3 separate regions of the Homo sapiens genome follow, and regions 2 and 3 are each linked to region 1. The links are chromatin contacts, found by Hi-C or POLR2A ChIA-PET in ENCODE. All regions are on one chromosome and are shown on one strand. Each heading gives the region's core, a stretch centred on a gene start or an enhancer-like site at or near the end of the contact. The rest is flanking DNA. Distances are from core to core; before and after follow the strand shown.

What was found. A loop is a pair of places that touch in the nucleus more often than their neighbours do. ChIA-PET counts read pairs that join two places held with the same protein, here RNA polymerase II (POLR2A). Pooled maps may share reads with other maps.
Region 2: a loop to region 1 is called in a pooled map, with 9 times the contacts of the local background. The contact joins the promoter of ZFP14 here to the promoter of ZNF607 in region 1. A Hi-C loop is called at or near these places in 4 of 50 pooled maps.
Region 3: a pooled map shows a loop between it and region 1 (5-fold over the local background). The contact joins the promoter of ZNF529-AS1 here to the promoter of ZNF607 in region 1. A Hi-C loop is called at or near these places in 1 of 37 single-sample maps with no recorded cell type and 4 of 50 pooled maps. POLR2A ChIA-PET finds 5 or more read pairs at or near these places in 2 of 52 experiments (BJ and K562).

Annotation. Positions count from the first base shown.
Region 1 is chr19:37,718,381-37,721,175 of GRCh38, reverse strand. ZNF607 (zinc finger protein 607) reads left to right here and starts at 1,415. Exons shown (of 5, transcript NM_032689.5): 1 at 1,415-1,907. RefSeq lists silencers at 1,654-1,763, 1,824-1,913.
Region 2 is chr19:36,377,744-36,380,538 of GRCh38, reverse strand. ZFP14 (ZFP14 zinc finger protein) reads left to right here and starts at 1,338. Exons shown (of 5, transcript NM_020917.3): 1 at 1,338-1,376. RefSeq lists a silencer at 1,142-1,231.
Region 3 is chr19:36,571,923-36,574,717 of GRCh38, reverse strand. It overlaps ZNF529-AS1 (ZNF529 antisense RNA 1), which reads right to left and starts at 1,369. Exons shown (of 5, transcript NR_173348.1): 1 at 1,163-1,369. ZNF529 (zinc finger protein 529) reads left to right here and starts at 1,426. Exons shown (of 5, transcript NM_020951.5): 1 at 1,426-1,578; 2 at 2,326-2,385. The coding sequence starts at 2,372. RefSeq lists an enhancer at 1,280-1,369.

The DNA.
Region 1 (2,795 bases), core at 166-2,665:
TTAGCTGGGCATGGTGATGCATGCCTGTAATTCCAGCTACTCAGGAGGCTGAGGCAGGAAAATCGCTTGAACCTGGGAGGTGGAGGTTGCAGTGAGCCAAGATCGTGCCATTGCACTCCAGCCTGGGCAACTAGAGCAAAACTCCGTCTCAAAAAGAGAAAAAAGAAAAAGAAAATAATATGTGGAGTCAATTTAATCCATTGATCTATGTGTGGTATTTCTGAGAGATTATTCAGGAGATTCAGGAGCAACAAATCCAAGAACTAATTAAGAGAAGAAAAAGTGATCAATAAGTTCTTAAATTGTAACTTTAATAGTTTTTTTTCCTTGACTATTTGTATTTTTGAATGGTGATTTTTTAGTTTTGTTCCTTTTCCTCTTAGGGTATAGACAAATATTTTTTATTTTTAAATTAATTTTACTTATTTATTTTTTGAGACAAGGTCTTGCTCTGTTGCTCAGGCCAGAGTGCGGTGACACCATCATACCTCACTGAAGCCTGAACTTCCGGGCTCAACTGATCCTCCTACCTTTGTCTTTGGAATAGCTGGGCCCACAGGCGTGTGCCACCACACCAGGCTAACTTTCATTTTTGGTAGAGTTTGGGAGGAGGAGAGGGGTGTCTCACTATGTTTCTTAGGCTGGTTTTGAACTTCTGGCCTCAACTGATCCTCCTGCCTTGGCCTCCGAAAATGCTGGGATTAAAGGCGTGAGCCACCGTGCCCAGCCTGTATTCATCAATATTTTATTAAGCCAAAGAAACAGGAAATTCGGACTATTAAATATTTGTCCGTTTTAGCTGTTGTAAATATTTCCCCCAAATTTACTTACCTAAAAATTTTTCTTATTCGTTTTTTACCATTTGGAAATTTTGGATGCTTCTAAATAACTATGAAGATTTACAAAGTATTACATGAAGGATCAAAAAAATTTTTTAAATTTCTTATTTTATCTTCAAGAAGCCTATTCCAGAACAAAAATAATAAAACTATTTAGCAGTTATTTCTTCAGATGATTTTTTAGTCAAATTTTTAGTCAAATATATTCGTGTCCAAAGATGAAGAACATAATGTCATGTATTGAAGAATGTGATGGAACTTCAAACCCTCATATAGGACGTGAGTCCATTTACTTAGCGCTTGACGAGACAAGCTGGGCCTGTCGGGTGGTATTAAAAGTCCCAGTCCCATGTGTTACCAAGGAGGCCGGCTCTACCTCAGGAGCCATGAGGGTTTCGGCGCCCCACCCTGAGGAGCTCACACCCATCCAGCAGGTGATCCCTTCCGAGGCTACCTGGATCAGTTTCTACTCAGACTCGCCTCCTACTGGCCCTAAGAACGCACTAACTCCACCCTAAGCCTCAGGCCAGGGGCCCAGTAGTGGCCGATCTGCGCATGCGCACTCGAGGCAAGGCGGCCACTCCCAGAAGTCTCCGGGGCTCGAGCGGTGGGTGGGAGGCGCGGTCCAAGTGGTCGCTGCCGTATTTCTCGTAGGTTTTTAGGATTCTGGACTCCATTTCTCACCGGTACCTGCGGTCCTGACTGTTCTGGCTTGGACTACATATTACAAAGGCAACGGAGAAAACTTGGACCCCTGGCTCCGGTTCCGGGACCTTTTGGTTCCACCTGAAGAAGGCGGCGCAGGTCACTGCGGGAGCCTCTGCAGCCCCAGCCCGCCGCCCGCGTGGTACCCTGCGTGGCGGTGAGAGTGGGGCTGCAGGAGGCGCTCAGAGCGCGGAGGCCCCCAGGCGGGCCGGGCGAGTCTCCCGCCTCCTCAGGCCCTAGGGTGCTGGAGCTGCGGAGGAGGGGCCCGTCTCTAGGAGACAGGCGGGGAGCGTGAGAGACCGCGCAGCGGCGACAGGACCGGCTTGCCTGTGTGACGTGGGTGCAGTTGCGGGACTGTGAGGGGTGCGTAGTCGACCTTGTGTGACCTGTACATGCCGTGTGTGTCCTTTGTAAAGCGTGCTTCGCTGGGCTCTGTGGGGTCTATTGACCCTTGGCTCCAGGTTCCCTGCTGCTTCCTGTGCCTTCCTCAGCCTAGTACGACTACAACAGAGAAATGGTCCCAATGGGAAATCAGATACTGAGTCTTAGATGAAGATTTCCAGTGAGAAGAAACAGATAGGATGAGAAGCTTAGAAGAGTAATTGCCCTTAAGAAAGGTATGATAGATTCTGTTAAATAAAAAAGTATTCAGTGACACTTGTTAAAGCATGCAAAGAACCCTTTATTCAGGACCATGGTGGTAGGTATTGGGATCCCGGCTGTGAGATTTTGCAGTGGGTAACAGACATTGGGCTCAACTCCGAATTCAGCATGAACAAGTGGGAATTTATAGCCAAGAAGGTTAGGGATCACTGGATGAGAAATTACTAAGAGGAAATGTCTGGGTTAAGGAAGATTCTGACTAAACGCACCTAACAGGATTATTTCTGGAGAGAGAGACCTGGGGGACGGTGGAGGATGAAGATACGGAGGCGAAAGGGTCTTGCTAAACTGACTTAGAATAGTTCTTTGCTATAGCCAGATTTTACAGTGAAGTGTACAGATGGGCCTAGCTGAAGGTGTAGTAGCCTGACTAAAATTTGGTCTGGCAGGGTTTGTCAGTTTCGAGTGTAGGATTCCCTCCTGAAAAGGGTTGTTACTCCGCCCCCACCTCCCGGTTCTTGGAGTTTCATTTACATGTTTAACAAACACGGCCTTGAATTCTGACCCCAAGAACCTGCAGTGAAGGATGATTGCAGGTTCCATCCAACATACTTCCTTCTGGTCGTGTGTATGAAATTACGCGCCTGC
Region 2 (2,795 bases), core at 89-2,588, 1.3 Mb after region 1:
ACCCCTGACCTCAGGTGATCCACCCGCCTCGGCCCCCCGAAAGTGATGGGATTATAGGCGTCAGCCACCGCGTCTGGCCACCTTCTTAGTAGTTATAAAGTAGCTCAGATTTTTCATTTATCTCCTATTTCATGCATATCCTATTGTTTGCAAAATGAAACCAGATTGCCGAGGCATTTTCAAATATCTTCTAAAGTTTTATATTCTTAAGGAAAGAACAAATTCTTTCATGTATTAACTAATATATCAAAGAATTTGGGATACAGAAGATGCCTCAGGGTGGTCCCTGGTGGGCTTATCCCATTTCTTTCCTGAAGGAACGCAGGACAGGACAAATTCAGTCTCATTGGAGACAGACCTCTCCAGTTAGTCTTTTTCTTTTGAAACGGAGTTTCGCTCTTGTTGCCCAAGCTGGGGTGCAATGGCGGATCTCAGCTCAATGCAACCTCCGCTTCCCGGGTTCAAGCGATTTTCCTGCCTCAGCCTCCTGAGTAGCTGGGATTACAGGCGCGCGCGACCACGCCCGGCTAATTTTTTGTATTTTTAGTAGAACAATACATTCACAACTGCAGGAGATACGAGACACACACACACACACACACACACACACACACACACACACACACAGAGACAGAGACAGAGTGGGAGAAAGGGAGAGGGCAGTGAGCACGAGCGACCTTTCTAGGTTTACGTCCTGCTCCAGGTTCTGGTGGGCTTTGAGAGTATTTTCATTGCATGCCTGATGTGTGCCCACACCTTGCTTGGGTGTATGCAGTGAGTAACTGGTAGGTGTTTAGTACACATATTAGGCATCTGCTGGTGCCAAAACTTCTTTCTAAATCCTCCGCGGCTGAGCCTGGTGGCTCACGCCTGTAGTCCCAGCACTTTGGGAGGCTCAGGCGGGAGGATCTTTTAAGCCCAGGAGTTCGACACCGGCTTGGGTAACATAGGGAGATCTGGTCTCTATAAAAACTTAAAAAATGAGTTGGGCGTGGTGGCGCGCGCCTGCAGTCCCAGCTACTCTGGAGGCTCGGGTGGGAGGGTCGCTTGAGCCCGGGAGGTCGCGGCTGCAGTGAGCTCTAATCACGCCACTGCACTCCAGCCTGGGCGACAGAGTAAGACCCTGTCTCAAGAAAATAAACAAATAAAAGTCTTCCTCAGCGACAAAAGCAAACGCAAGCCCGAGCTCGCCTCAGCCCCACGCAGCGCGGAGGGCCTTCCCGCCCCGAGCGCACCCGGGGCTCCGGCCCCCGCGCATGCGCACTCCGCGCAGCCCGTTGGGGCTGGAACCAGTCCCTCCCATCGGCGGACTACATTTCCCACAGGCCTCCGCTCGCAGTTCTTTCCGGCTTCGCTGCTGGTGTCGGCTCCGAGAGGTGAGTTGGTCGCTTGCACCGAGGCAATGGGCGCGGGGGTGGCGCGGGGGCGGCGCAGACCTCAGTGTGAGCCAGGAGGCAGTAGCTGTGGAGTTTGTGGCGCTGACTGGGCGCCGGGTGCCCTGTTGCGTCCTCTGCCTTCTCGCTTCAGAGCCGCCCAGGTCCAGCGGCCCGGAATGGCTCCGAGTTAGATACAGGAACCCCGGAGTGAATGAAGGCCCCCAAACAAAAAGACGCAGTCTGAAGAACTGCAGATTGCACAGCTTTACCCGAGCTCCCTCCCATGGAAACTGCGGGGAACTCGGAGACAGATCCCAGCCCCGTCTTCGTGTACCTGGCCTTTCGCTCTGATACGGGAAAGGGTCAGCTTTATTCCAGGCTCCCTGTTATTTCCATCGGGTTTTGCGCGCAGTAGACGGAGGGAGCAAGTGCGCTAGCGGGGGTGTGTCCTGCTCAGCCAAGGCCGGCTCCAGGAAAGGCCCGCGGTCTCAAGATTCCCGTCTCCTTTCCCAATCCTGCTGTTCTTTAGGAAGGCAGCGGGGAGAGGAGGAAATGATTGCTGTTGCATATAGACAAGTCAACATCCAGATGAGTTTGTGTTTCCGTTTTGTTCCATGAAGTGTAATTTTTATTTTTTCTGGGCGTGGGGGCATTTGCTTTCCTCTTCTGTGGAATGAAAATCAGCTCGGACTGAACAATGAAGCAGCTCTGTCATTAATCAGGCTAGGAAGGAAGAGACAGATAAAGCCAGTTGCAAAATTAATAGAAAACATGATTTCTCCCCAGGTGGTGCAGTAGTTGTAAAATGGCATAATGACTCCCTCTTTGAGAGATTACAGTTTTCTTACCAGTGATGTTCTAGACTTGCTTTGCTGTTTTCATTTTATTACTGGGGATACCCTCTTGATTACACTCATGATTGCATTCAATATCTCATTAATCCCTGCCTCTCCTAATCTCACCTCGGAAACAGCAGCCATTCCAGATTGCAGCTGTCATTAGATCCTCCTTAGAATCTTTCAGCTGGAACTCAACCGTTTACGAAAGAGCTTTTCTCGTCTCTCTCGTCCATTCTATTCCAACCCTTCCTGTGGAATTTTCTCCCTTTCTGCCAGTCAATAGATATGATTTTGTCAGACTATGCGGGCTTGTTCCAGTTAATCTTCAGCTAGTTAGACTTTAACCCCTGAAATGTCCTGTCCACTGACCTGGTGCTTTGGCCTTCCTTCCCAGTGAATGATGGGGTGATGAAGGTAGATTCCAATTCCTACCCCTTTCCAGTAGGTTTGTTTTGTTTTGTTTTTTTTTGTATTTTTTGAGATGGAGTCTGGGTCTGTTACCCAGGCTGGAGTGCAGTGGCACGATGTGCTCACTGAAACCTCCGCCTCCCGGGTTCAAGCAGGATTCTCCTGCTTCAGC
Region 3 (2,795 bases), core at 120-2,619, 1.1 Mb after region 1:
GAAATCTCACACACATTAGGGTAAACTAAAGGAGAAATATGGAATTCCGGAACTGACAGTTACAGTGACACAAATCAGAACTATGGCTGTCTCTGCTTTGAAACTGACTGGAAAGGACACCAGCAAACTCCGGTGGTGCTGGTGTTGTAAACCAAAAATAAAATCCTAAGCACACCCAGACCATCTTGAATGGACCCCTCCTCTTGGCCAGGGCATTCCTAACCTGAAAAACTAGTAAAGCCATGATGGAAAGGCGGGGGTGGGCGGGTCGGACATGCTTCATTATACCCTCCTCCATTTTGGAATTACTGATAGAAAAGACCCCAAGTCTGAAAAGAAACATTTACAATCTATTCTCTGTGAAGCGTGCTACCTGGAGACATTCCTAAGTCTTACGTCAATAACTCTTTCAACCCATTGCCAATCAAATAATCTTTGAATCTACCTATGACCTGGAAGGCCAGCCACCTTCCAGCTGTCCCGCCTTTCCGGAGGGAATCAATGTACATTTTACATGTATTTGATTGGTGTCTCATGTTTCCCTAAAAGGTATAAAACCACATATATCCCGTCCACCCTGGGCACAGGTTCTCAAGATCTCCTGAGGGCTGGGCCACCGGCCATTGGTCACTCATATTTAGCTCAGAATAAGTCTCTTCAAATACTTTAGAGTCTGAGTCTTTTCGTCAACAGTGTAAAACACGCCCTAAGGCAGACACACACACACTGAACCGCCGCTACCTGCCAGATTCCATCTGGGGCCTTTCTCATGGTGCAAAACGGACAAAAACTCCAAGTCACCCTCAGGTTTACGACCACGGGTCACATCCTGAGGCCCCCACACTTAGAAGCCAGAGTGGAGCAAAACCTCGCCCGACTCAGGCTCCGAGTTCTCCCCTCGACCCTCCCCAGCCTAAAGGCTGTACCCGCTTCAGGCCTTCCCAGCCCGGCCCTCCAGTTCCTTCTTCGGCCTCCCTCAGCCTGGGGTCCGGGTTTCCTCCTCGGCTGAGCAGCCGGGTCCGCGACTCCCTTCACCCTCCCCGGCCCGGGCTTCCGGTTCTTTCCAGAGGTGAGGCAGGGGCCACCTAGAATTCCGCGGCCCCCCACCTCCCCCAAGACCACCCTCGCCCCAGCTTCCTGTTCCCCATTCTGTCCTCCCAACCTGGGTTCCCGATTACTGCCTCGACTTCACCTTGCCGTCAGGGACCACCAGCCGCCTCTTCCGCGCCTAGGGGACGCGCAGCGGCAGCCTCTGCTGATGGCAAGGGTCTGCGCACCCGGAAACTCCAGGGTCTGGGGCGTGGTGCGGCCCCTGCGGCCAGCGGGCTCCGCTTGAGCTTCAGGGCTCTTTCGTTGTTGGACTACGTTTCCCACAGGCCTCAGGGCCGCGGATGAACTTCGACCTTTGCTTCCTTTTCCGGTGTTGTGGTTATTGAGTTAAGCCTGGCGAGTCGAGGTGACCCGGGCCGGGCTGCGGGAGGAGCTCGCGGTGAGGTGGCCCCGCGCTGCCGGGCGAGGTCGGTCCACGTGGAGCCGGGAGCCTGAGGCCTCTGTACGCGGGAGCTGCGGACGATGGTGGTTAGTGCTATTGTTTACGACGTCATTGTGGTGTGTGTGTGTGAGAGACGGAGACCCTAGTGTGTGCCGTGGGTGCTGTTTGATCGGACTCAGGACGGTGAGTAGGGGCGGGGTCTATCGTGTGACCCTGGTCTACGGTGACGTGATCGTGTGACAGCACTGTTGTGACCAACTATAAGTGTGAACGGGGTAGAAGTGTTTTTTTGTTTTTTTTTGTTTGTTTGTTTGTTCGTTTTTTTCCGTGAGCCTGTAGGAGTTTGTTTTGGGTAAAGCGTCATTTTTCCGACTCTGTGATGTCTGTGATGGAATCTCTTCGTGAGGTCTTATACACACACACACACGCATATAGATAGATTACATAGATGATATATAGAAGATAGATAAATGATAGATAATAGATAGATAGATAGATAGATAGATAAGATAGATAAATGAAGTTTCCTGGGAAGACGTGAAGGGGAGGGCATAGGTGTAGTATTCATTCCTGGGATAACTCCCCTTGCATGAGTTTGGAGGCCATTTATACATTAAAGAACTACAGTATTTCCTGAGCTGTGTTCCCTAGAAACTGCTAGGCATTGGTCGTACCTTTTTCTCGGATGTGGGGAGGAGTCGACAGTATTCTAGTTTCCCTCTTCGATCTGGGTGTGTTTGTTGTGTGTGATGGGCTTTTCTGGTGGTGAACACTGTGTTCTTATTTAACCAGTCCAGGATGTCATGAGTCCTTTCTCCCTCTTGGTTATGTAGTTCTGCAAGTGAAGGCCCCCTGAAGTGGAAGACAGCATTGGTACTAATGGCCAACTCAAGGTTAGTTTTTTTTTTTGTTCATTTACCTGGTCCCTTGGTTTTCTCTTCCCAATTAACAACAGGACCGTAGAGATGGGTCCCCTTGTCCTCCATTGCCTTTCCAAATGCCCATTTCCCTTTCATTGAATATTCACATATGCATTAGGTAAATCATTCAATTCTCCCATGTGCTTCTTTTTTTCCAAAGGATTTTTATGGTATAGAAATACAACTCCTGGAGGAGAAGTTAAAACTTTTTTTTAGAATGTAATTTGTTAAGGAGGAGACGAGTGATTAAGTAGAATGGCACACTAGATACCTTTGATCTTATTTACAGACTTGATTTGCAAACAAAGCAAGATAGGAGATGGTAGGTATTAATCAGTAAGTGACAAAGTTGGCTTTGGAGACATTTAGGAGTGGGAATATGA